Regions from separate parts of the Homo sapiens genome. Here all the other regions are linked to region 2. A link is a contact called in ENCODE Hi-C or POLR2A ChIA-PET data. All regions are on one chromosome and are shown on one strand. Each heading gives the region's core, a stretch centred on a gene start or an enhancer-like site at or near the end of the contact. The rest is flanking DNA. Distances are from core to core; before and after follow the strand shown. Region 1 has its middle 81 kb from the start of LINC00676. Region 2 overlaps MYO16 (myosin XVI). Region 3 holds the start of LINC03082 (long intergenic non-protein coding RNA 3082). Region 4 has its middle 50 kb from the start of IRS2.

Region 1 (2,700 bases), core at 51-2,550, 520 kb before region 2:
AAAGTCACAAAAATAAAAACATAAAAATTGGGCTGTTCATTTTCTTATTGTTGAGTTTTAAGAGTTCTTTATATATTTTGGATAACACTCCTTTATCACTTACGTTATTTGCAAATATTTTTTCCATGTCTGTGGCTTACCTTTTCTCATTGTCTTGGCAGTGTCTGACCACAGACTGAAGTTTTTAATTTTAATGAAGTCCAGCTTATTTCTTTCATGGATTGTATCTTTGGTGTTGTATCTAAAAATAATTGCCAAACCTAAGGCCGTTTGGATTTTCTCTGATGTTTATCTTCAAGGAGTCTTATAGTTTTGCATTTTACATTTAGGTCTATGATCCATTATGAGTTAATTTTTGTAAAACTTGTATGTGTTAAGATTCTTTCTTTTTTCCCTTTCTCTCCTTCCTTCCTTTCTTTCTTTTTCTTTCTTTCTTTTCTATCCTTCCTTCCTTCCTTCCCTCCCTCCCTCCCTCCCTCCTTCCTTCCTTCTTTCTGTTTTTTTCTCTCTTTTTTGGTCATTTCTCTTTCCTTTTTTTTTTTTTTTTGGCATGTGGATGTCCAGTTGTTTCAACACCCTTTGTTGGAAAGTCTGTCTTCACTCCAATATATTACCTTTGTCCCATTGTCAAAGATCAGTTGACTGTGTTTACGTGGGTCTGTTTCAGGGCTATCTGTTCTGCTTTATTCTGATCTATTTTTCTATTACTTTGCCAGTGCCACAACATCTTGATCATAGTAGCTTTACAGGAACTCATGAGGTTTGGGTATTTTTAGTTCTGCAATTTTGTTCTTCAATATTATGCTATTTGGAGTTTATTGATCGTTTTAAAAATTTTATAACATTTGGAGATATGGCTTTTCCACTCTATCTCTTTTTATGTGACAAATTGTGATATTATATATACAAATTTCTTGAAAATCTTTGCATGTAAGTCTTCTCTGAATCTCTTTAACTCCGGTCTCATTGACTTAAAATCTCTTGATTTTGCTTTATTTTTCCTACTGGGGTGACTATGTGCACAATGCTGTTTTTAAACAAATTTTTATAAGTTTTTAATGCCACATTTAGATCACCTGTAAGAGCCACAGTTTTTGGTTTAAAGACTTCTTTATATAGTGGGGGAAGATGAATTTCCCAGAGTTACGAGGTGTGGTTTTTGGCATGTTGAGTGAAAAACAAAACAACAGTAAAAAGGAATTTCTAAGAACATTCTCCTACCTATGAGTAATCCAATTTTATTTCCTGCTTGGCCTGTCTAAAGGGAATTGATCCTCCTGGGAATACCCCCGAGTTTCGCTACACCCTAAGGGGATTGCGCAGTTTGTGAGAAGGAGGAGCTGAAAGGAGGAGACGAGCTTGGGTGTTATGGAAGAACTCAATGGGTTTGTGACAGAGGCTCACTTTCCCCTTTTCCTGCCTTCCCTGTGAAGCTTAGGGGGCCCAGGAATGTGACTGGGCAAATCAGCTAGGCTAGAAAATATCATTACTAGCGGTTAAACACATGCTTTTCTAGATTAGAGTTTTTTAGAGTACTGCAACTATTGTTATAAGAAAGAAAATGTTACATTGTCCATTTTGATATTGATATTTACTTTTAAAGCAGTGTTTCTAATCTTTTTTTTTTAACCCTTTGGGAACCTCCTGGCTATTATGATTGAGTCCCTAGAAAAATACAGTTACACACAGTTTTGCTTACAATTTTGAGGGATTCAGGCAATCTCTGTACCTCCAAATGAGAACCCATGCTTCAAAATCCTACTCGATAACTTACATTTTGAAAGGCATGTCTTATATACTGTATAATTGCTGCTAAGTCTTGTTTCACAGATGTGTACTCTGTTAACCATGACAGTTTGGTTTCAATGCTATATAAATCCAGAGTCAGCAAACTATGGCCTAGGGCCTAATGCGACGCACCACGGGAGACTGCGTAGCCTGCAAAACTGAAACTGAAAACATTTACTTTTTGGATGTTTTTAGAAAAAGCTGACTGACCCCAGCTATAAAAATGAAATCTGAGAAAATGGATGTTGTGGCTTTATATTTTATGCATTCCAATAATGAGCTATATTTGAGAGATTCTCCAAATCACATGACCTTGACATTTCTGCAGGAGGATGCTCAATGCTGCTTTTCCTGTTTTTTTTTTTTCTGAATTTGAAGTCTCCAACTGAAGATAATGAGTGCTCCCTCCCCATATTATGCAGAGAAATACAAAACTCAGGCATGCAGCACTTGCAAAAAGATAAGTAAATTGTTGTTATGGTCCCCACCTCAAAGAGCTTGTCTAAGAAAACACTCAACATGTATTTTGTGGGATAGAAACTTATTTATGTGATTTTGTAAAGTGAAACTCGCTGGGCACTTCTCTGCTCCCACGTGTGAGTGAGATCTTAGGCCTGTGAGAATCCCAGGGAGAGATCTGGGGGTTTGTGAGAAGCGCAGCATCACTGTGGTTGCTGGCCAGTCGCTTGCTGAGCTCAGTGGACTGCAGGCCTGCTCAGTGCTTGTGAGAAGCGCAGCATCACTGTGGTTGCTGGCCAGTCGCTTGCTGAACTCAGTGGACTGCAGGCCTGCTCAGTGCTCCTGCTGAACTGAGGCCTGAGACTGGTCTCAGCAGATGTGGAACTGTGTCCTCTAGTGCAGTGGTCCTAGGGACCAGTGCCTGTGCCTGTCCCTGTCCTGAAGGTAGAAGGA
Region 2 (2,700 bases), core at 82-2,581:
CCTGGTGGGAGGAGCGGTTCAGGCAATACCATTGCCTTCCATGCCCCCATCTTTTACCCTCTTGACTGCACTACTGCACTCGATGCTGTTGGCATGCCCTTCCTGAGCCTTTCGCAGTTTCCACGGAGGGCAAGGCACTCTGTGGCCCAGTGTGCACCCATCACGTCCTCACTGCTGTGGTTGTGCTTCCCCTATAATTTGTTTGACCACTTATCTCTCCTACTGGTCTGTCAGATCCTCGGGGAGAATCCAGGCTCATGGAAGACACTTAATTACTATTTGTTGGATGTACAACTGCGTCATAGGTGGTGAACTGTGCAATTGTGTTCTGTTATTCCCAGTAACACATTTCTCAGAAGAGCAACACAGAAGACCTAATTTCTGTCCATTTAAAATTTTTTTAAAGGGCTTCTGTTAAAAATATGCAGACAAATCTAGCCTTGACACATTTCAAGGGTACTTCTCGAACCTTGCCAAATTGTGCTCCCTCTCATATACCGATAGGAAGCAAATTCTCTTTTAATGAAGAGAGTGTAGAGAAATAGATTTCTGTAACATGTATTCACTTGGTAAGTATTTGATGAGTGCTTACTATGTGACACATGTTGTTCTAGAATGAAGACAGAAACAAGAGAGTAAAGAAAAGACATATTATTTCCAAATTAAGCCACAGAGCTGAGCCATGATTGTGTCTACACATGTAAACTGTGTTTTGTGGAGAATGCAGTTGTACAGCAATTTTGGAAAAAACAATTATGGTTTCATTAAGGTATGATCCCCAAGGAGGGGACAGCTGGAGTCTGAAGGGAGGGTGAGTGTGGAAGCATCAACATAGAACGGTGAACAGTGAGGACTAGAGCTGCCTGAGAAAAGCTTGCTTCTGCAATTTCACCTTGAGCAACCGTCACTCCAAGCCAGGCACAGCACCACTGACATCATGACTTAATTGCAAGTCCCACATCTTAGGATTTAGTATCCATTTCACAGATGAGGAAACTGACTGTCAGAGGCTTCATTAACAACAAAGTTATATGCATGTAACTTTGCTGTGCGCTTGCTACGTCCTGGGCAATGAGGCTTTACAGTCCTTTGCTTCTTAACTCCCCAGAAATAGCCCTTGCCATGTCTCGGCTGTTGCTGCTACTTGACATACATGGGCTTGGAAAGACTGAGTCACTTCTTCAAAGTCACACGCATGAAATGCAGGCTTATATTTAACTTCAGTCAGGAGACAATTCGAGAGAATGTTAACCGTCTTTGGGAGAAAGGCTGCACCCGGTGTGTGAGGAATGAACTCTGCAGAACAGCACTCCAGCTGGGAGGCCCCAGCCAAGAGGAAGTGAAAACGAGGCCCTATCTTTCCTTTCCTAGCCACTATTTGCAAAGAGCAACTGCAGGCTTTTATTCAATGGCAAAAACCACAATTCCTTTTGCACTGACCTAACAAAAACATAGTACTTTTAAAAAGTTGTCTCAGCAACATGGCACATGCATACATATGTAACAAACCTGCACGTTGTGCACATGTACCCTAAAACTTAAAGTATAATAAAAAAAAAAGTTGTCTCTAGCTTGCTGGTAGTTTGCAAAGAAGTGTTAACATTTATTGGCCTGCAAAATTGTTTCACGCTTTTGAGGCACAAAGGAAATGAGAAAAAATTGCTCTCTGTACTGTTTTCCTTCACCACAACCATTTTTATTGGGTGAAGACCTACCAGGAAAGACATATGCTAGTAAGAACAAGAATAAATACAAAGACAACTTTGAAGTGACCGTGGTGCTGGTCACCCTACAATCCTTGGCCCTTGGTCTCCGATCAGATCTCCTTTCACTCTGTAACCATCTGAATTGATTCGCAGCTTTATTTGTAAAGGAAAAGAACTTGAACTTGATTTTTTAACATGCCAAAAAGGATGGCTCAGGTACAAAACCAACTTCAGCCGTAGTCCTTGATCCTGCGAAACCAAGGTTCACCAAACATTTTAGAATAGTGATCAAATGGTCTTCCTATCTTTTGACAGAAAGGAGAATAATTTTGTGACACGTTACTAGATGCAAAAAATTCAGTATCACCGCTTGGTAGACACACAAAGCATTTAGAATCAGGGTTGTCTAAGAGAAGCTTCGGTGATGATGGAAAAATTCTACCCCTGTGGCTACTGAGTACTTGGAAAGTGACTGATGATGGAGGAATGAAATTTAAAATTGTATTTAATTTTATTTACTCTAAACTTAATTGGCTACGTGTGCCTAGTGGCTACTGCATTGAACAACAAAGACTTAGATTATACTCGGATTGTGTTGGACTGAGGGAGATGTCTAACATGCTAGGATCAATTTCATCACTGTCCTAACTCAACCACCTTCAGCTCCTGACATAATGGCACAGAAGGGACCAGAACCCTGTCTGACAGCTGGCTTATCACGTGTGGGTGGAGCTACCTTTGCGATCATGGATTACAAACCCAGACCACTGACAGACTGAGTGGCTAAGCTCCTGCGCTTGCCCTCTCTGACTCCCTAATGCTGTAAAAACTAATCAGCAAGCATGCTCAAGCAGCTTAAGCTGGTTAATTGTCTTATTCTTAAAAATATACAGTATTGAGAGCACATGCCAGAATGCAGAAATACATCTCTAGTTGCAGGAGATCAAAGACTTTCTTTTTGTGGTGGTGGTTGTAAAGTAACCAGCATGAAGAA
Region 3 (2,700 bases), core at 116-2,615, 1.0 Mb before region 2:
GCACACTAAGGTTCTGTAGGGAAATGAATTAGGATTGGTGGTAGATTTTCCACTGAATCTTCTTGTAATACAGTTCTCTAAGTGCTTCCCTGTACCCACAGTTCTAAATGATCTTCAGTGGAGCGTATTTGTCTGTGTGTGTGCGTGGGTGCCTTAATACTTCTGGAAGCATCCTCTTAACCCACTGTTTTCATTTATACACATATCACCTGTTTCATGGCTAGGACTTGGTAGGATTAGACATACATGGGCCAAAGGTAACTTCAGTCAGACCCTGTTTAATTATAAAATGGCAGAGTAAAATAGATCTAATATGTCAAGGGACACACCTTAAAGCTTATCCAGCCTGAAGAACATTAATGGTAAGTAGAAACAAGCGAACAAAGAAAACCTTTTGAAGTGGCAACAGAGGGGAGGGGTGGGTGCTGGCTCCTACTGAGTTGAGGACAGAGCCATTCCTCTCACTGATGTGCTTCTTCCCTGGAGGTGAGTGTGGGGTGCATGTGGGTGTGCGTGGGGTGGATCCCATGCTGGTGCCAGGACTGCCAAAGTGTGCGTTGGTGGGAAAGAGAAGGAAGGGAGAGCAGGATCCAGTGTCCATTGTGCTGATTTTTTGTGGACACAGAAATGAGAAGGCAGAGAAGATGTCCAAGTCTTCTGTAGGAGAGCTCACCCTCTCCTGGGTAGTTAAGGTCAACCACACTGCATCCGGATCCTGCCAGGAACTTGGAACGCCCAGAGGGCTGGCAGCGACGCAGTGCTGGACATTCCCACCCCACCCGGGCTGCTGCGCTGGGGGCAGCCGGATCCACAGAGATGCAGAAGATGTTGTGGGAAGAGACCATGGGAGAGCCACAGAAGCAGAAGCGCCTCCCTCCCCACTCCCTGCACACCCACCCCCTAAGCTGGGAGCGCCCAACATGCAGCCAGAAAAAAAAAAATCGTTGAAGGCCGGTTCACATCTACTGCCTAGAGAGCAAATCCTCACTGATGTCAATTTCACGTATATGGAAGTGAATATATTCACTTCCTAGGCTGCTGAAACGAAGTGCCACAAACTGCCTGGCTGAAAATAACAGGAATTTGTGTCTCACCATTCTGGAGGCTGGAATTCTACGATCAAGGTGATGTCAAGGCCAGACTGTCTCTGAGGCTCGGGGTAGAAGCTGTCCTGCCTCTTCCCGGTTTCCGGTGGGGCCAGCGGTGCTCGCGGATGCTCCTGCAGGCTTGTACATGCGTCGTCACAACCTCCGCCTTCAGCCACACCCCGTGTTCTTCTTGTGTGTCTCGGTCTTCACGTGGCGTGCCTCTTTTTTATAAGGACAGTGGTTTTATTGGATGCGGGGCCCACCCCATTCCAATGTGACCTCGTTCTAATTAATTACATCTGCAAGGACCTTATTTCCAAATAAGGTGACATTCTGAGGTCCTGGGGGTTAGGACTTCAACATCATTTTTGGAGAAAACCATTCGACCTTTGACAATGCCCAAGTAAAACGGTTTCATTTTTAGCGAGTGGACGTTCGAGTTCTCTATTTGAGGCATTTTTCTCAAGGATTTCTAACAATAGCTCACGTTATAGGTTGCGTTTATTTTTCACCATAATGATTTTTAAAATGTCAAAGCCTTGGCCCAACGACATGGGTGAGTTTGTTTTTATTGTTAGAAAGGATTCTATGCTGCTTTCAAATGTCTGCAGGTTTATTTTTAGCTGGACAGGAAGTGCATCTTACGCTTATGTTGGTTTGTAGGCTGCCCCCTTTTTTGGAGGAATGTTATTGTTAGAAAACCACGTTCAGTTTGGAGATGAGTTTGGATTGAGCACCACGCAAATCTAAGTTATAATTATACTACTCTCCGCTATAGATTTTCCAAAATAATCTTTCTGTTCATCAGAATTTGAAACCTTTCAAATAATGGTTCCGTTTGTTATTCACAATTTCACAGCCCAGCAGCTGCCTTTTATTTGTCTTTAAATGAAAGGTCAAGAGGTTTTGATGTAACCTGGGGTTGAATTGAAGGTAGCATGTCCATGTAGTGAGATGTAAAGTGAAAAATAAAAAAAAAAAAACATAAAAATGCTATGTCGTGACCACAAGATACCAGAATCATTCTTATTTGTTATGACTAAACATCCAGTTATTTCAAAGGGAGGGAAATAGTTCAATCCAGAGCTTACCTAAATTTTTCATTGTTTCAGCAAAGGGGCTTGTGATTTGGGGGAAGTTTAGTTCTTAAGTAGAGGACCTTTCCATCAGACAAGCTGCTTGTATTTGTTGCTGGTGCCACGGATAAGCTAGTATTTCAGAAGAGAGCAAGGTAATCCCATCCTAATGCCGTAATGAGGGTCACAGTGAGGTACGGGAAACGGTGGGACTTTCCACCTAAAAATATCTGCCAGCAGTTATATTGTCAGTTGGCTGTGATCTCCACCTCCAGCAGTGAACCTTCGGGGAGGAGGTTCTTTGACCTTCCTTGGTGTGATTGCCTGGGGAAAGTGATCATTTCATGGAATCGTGTCTGTTTCTCCATCCTCTTCTTTGAGGGACTTCTGAATGAATAAGGTATCACTCTCACACCCCAAACCAACACTTTAACCCTCTGTTGAAATACTATTTAAAGGATGGTTGCATGAGGATGGATTCTATTTTTGCCTGTGACCAAACACAATGAGTCTTAAAAAATAGCCTAGATTTCTTT
Region 4 (2,700 bases), core at 131-2,630, 710 kb before region 2:
AAATTAACCAACGCAGCACTTCAAAACAATGAGCCAGTTAAGGTCTGTTTCTACTTTTGTTGTTCGAGTTGCTCATGCATTTGTTTTTCAGGGTTTTAAAAAATTTTTTTATTATTTTTTAAAATTTTTATGGGTACATAATATGTGTATGTATGTCTAGGGTACATGGGATGTTTTAATACAGGCATGCACTGTAAAATAAGCACATCACGGAGAATGGGGTATCCATCCCCTCAAGTATTTATCCTTTGAGTTACAAACAATTCCATTGCATTTTTTATTTTAACATATACAATTAAATTATTATTGACTATAGTCACCCCATTGTGCTATCAAATGGTAGGTCTTATTCATTCTTTCTATTTATTTTGTACCCATTGCTCATTTCTTTGGACTAAACTTCTTCTGCTTATAATCATTATTAATGTCTAGAAAGAATAATAGGCCTGAAAGCAAAAAATGCCAGAATTTCATGGGGTTATTTTTGTCCTATGGTAGATATGGGAAATTCAGTCCATAATTTTATATGAATATATGTTCATAAAGGCATAAGAATTATGTTAGCTAATTGCTGAGAATTGTGGAGAAATGGAGATTATTGGGCTTTTGAGACAGAACAAGGCTGCAGAGTACTTAGATTTCATTTAAGTTCAAAGATACACAGGAAGTGCTTGGTTGGTGCCGTCTCTGAGTGCAGCTGATGTTCAATGGATTTGGCCTGGGGGGAGGATGTCTAGGGAATCGGTTGGAATCCAGCTCTGGTATCAGACAGACTTGGTATTCCTGGTTCTGCTGCTTAGCAGCCATGTGACCACGAAAATGCTGCAGGACCCCTGAGCCTCCTTATCCACTTCTGTGAAGGTGGATTAATCATGTTCTTTCCTCATGAGATGGTACTGAGACTTGTATTGGACAAAGTAAGTGACATGTCATCCCAGCACTGAGTACAGGGTTACCATCCAACAAATGGCTGCACTTCTAAGTAGCAAAAGGGCCACAGTGTGAGTTTCCCTCTCATGGGCAAGCAGGACCAGAGCAGAGACCTCCAGGCTGGAGTGGAGGAGCAGGTGGAGGAGAGATGCTGGATGAGGAGGCCAGCACTGCTGTGAGAGTGGCAGCAGGTGTGCAGGGCTACGACCTGGTGTGAGCCCCCATGCTGCTTCTCTCTCCTGGGTTTCGCTGCTCACAACTTTCTCTCTTTTTTAAAGCACCAGTCACGGGATGGCTCTTGAGGCACTCATTCCCATATAACTCTCATTTTCATGTTCTCATTGTGACGGCTCCTGTGCCCTGTGTTTACAGGAAGCCTGAGTTAATAAATGCCTAGCTTCACCTGCCACAGGTCCAAGTGCTCGCTCTGCATTGGTTCTGCACAGAGGACACATGCAAGCTGAACAAGCCTAACTGATAGACCGAGGTTATCAGCCGGAAAGCCCTGGGTGTGTGGGTGAGGCAGCCCTCATGACCATCCTGAGGAAGCCGAGGGGCCCTTTGACCAGGAAGCCATGAGGCTGAACGGAGAATGCATCAGACACAGCAAGCAGGGCTCCAATTACTAGGTAGAGGGCACGAGGAGCCCAAGGTCACTCTTTACCCAATTACAATTTAAGCTTTTTTTCTCCAAATGTGATCATTATTCTTCCCTGATTGGATGTCATGCAACTGTGAATAATTTTATCATTTATAAATCAGAAATAATAGCATATAATGTCAAAACTGCTCTTTATAATGTGGGGAAGGAAAACAATAAATTTGTTTATCCTTTAACAGCCTCAAAGTGGATCAGAATGCAAGGCCCTTGATGCATAGAACAGTTTTGTCATTAGAAAGTGGATGGAAAGAATTTTGATGAAAGTTCTGAAGTCTTGCAATGCAAACGAAATGGGCAAGTTGGCAAAACTCTATTCTTACAGATGTTGATTAGTCTTTAAAAAAATGCAGGAAGCCAAAAAATGAAACCTCAGGTGTTTGAAAGAATCATTTTAGTGCTTGCAAAGATGGCCCCTTCACCTGCCGCTTACTGAGGACAAGTGAAAGCACAGACAATTTGTTTTTCTAATTGGTGGTTGCGCCACAGAATCAAAAGCTCACGCAATAAAAATAAAGCTATCCTGTTGATGCTTTCTTAGGGTGGGTTCCATTATTTCTTTTCTGGCTGTTAGTATTTCCCCATTGATTTAGTCCATGGTTGAGGGTGTTACTTAGAAACTGAAATATTGCAGAAGAGGTTTTGTAAGCAATATAATCATATGATCCATTATCCAGGCACCATGCCAGACTTTTAATCTCACAATAGCATCAGGGATGTAATTTTTAATATTATGTATGCCTGGGATTCTGTTAAAAATATAACATCGAGAACAATTTGGAGCGAACTGTGGTTTGATGTTTTGTCCTCACGAGTAAGATTCATTTTTTTTGAAAATGGGGGAAAAGTGTGAGTTTTGGATTAAATCACCCAAAAAGCCTGATTAAAAAATTTTCTTTAAATGATTAGGCAGATGGTTGGTTCCCATTGCATCAACAAACAAGGAAACCAAGCTGAAAGAAGAGGCACAAGTTGTTTCATCTGAGACTAAAAAAAAAGCTAGACAGGAGGCAACAGATGATGTGAGTGATACTGATGAGTCAAAAGGCGCAGTCAGCGGCAGAGTGTGCGCTTCGTCCCGGAGACAAGAGAATCAACGGAGAGAATGTTAC

The links. Hi-C counts contacts between places; a loop is a spot of excess contacts on that map. ChIA-PET counts read pairs that join two places held with the same protein, here RNA polymerase II (POLR2A). Pooled maps may share reads with other maps.
Region 1: a loop to region 2 is called in a map with no recorded cell type, with 12 times the contacts of the local background. The contact joins two enhancer-like sites. A Hi-C loop is called at or near these places in 1 of 168 maps with a recorded cell type or tissue (A673), 2 of 37 single-sample maps with no recorded cell type and 2 of 50 pooled maps. POLR2A ChIA-PET finds 5 or more read pairs at or near these places in 1 of 52 experiments (A673).
Region 3: a loop to region 2 is called in a map of heart right ventricle, with 3 times the contacts of the local background. The contact joins the promoter of LINC03082 here to the enhancer-like site in region 2. A Hi-C loop is called at or near these places in 7 of 168 maps with a recorded cell type or tissue (PC-3, PC-9, Right ventricle myocardium inferior and 4 more), 10 of 37 single-sample maps with no recorded cell type and 10 of 50 pooled maps.
Region 4: a map with no recorded cell type shows a loop between it and region 2 (12-fold over the local background). The contact joins two enhancer-like sites. A Hi-C loop is called at or near these places in 4 of 37 single-sample maps with no recorded cell type and 2 of 50 pooled maps.

The regions. Positions count from the first base shown.
Region 1 is chr13:109,645,836-109,648,535 of GRCh38, reverse strand. No RefSeq gene overlaps it. Among named protein-coding and RNA genes, the nearest start is that of LINC00676, 81 kb to the left of the region's middle. Within about 2 kb of position 1,300, at least 2 of the 41 ENCODE cell types and tissues checked have a DNase peak (open chromatin) inside an H3K27ac peak, as active enhancers do; they include A673, where a contact is called at or near this core.
Region 2 is chr13:109,130,387-109,133,086 of GRCh38, reverse strand. All of the region lies in intron 31 of MYO16 (myosin XVI), which reads right to left. Among named protein-coding and RNA genes, the nearest start is that of MYO16-AS2, 30 kb to the right of the region's middle. Within about 2 kb of position 1,331, at least 2 of the 41 ENCODE cell types and tissues checked have a DNase peak (open chromatin) inside an H3K27ac peak, as active enhancers do; they include A673, where a contact is called at or near this core.
Region 3 is chr13:110,127,801-110,130,500 of GRCh38, reverse strand. LINC03082 (long intergenic non-protein coding RNA 3082) reads left to right here and starts at 1,365. Exons shown (of 3, transcript NR_187462.1): 1 at 1,365-1,644.
Region 4 is chr13:109,835,476-109,838,175 of GRCh38, reverse strand. No RefSeq gene overlaps it. Among named protein-coding and RNA genes, the nearest start is that of IRS2, 50 kb to the right of the region's middle. Within about 2 kb of position 1,380, at least 3 of the 41 ENCODE cell types and tissues checked have a DNase peak (open chromatin) inside an H3K27ac peak, as active enhancers do.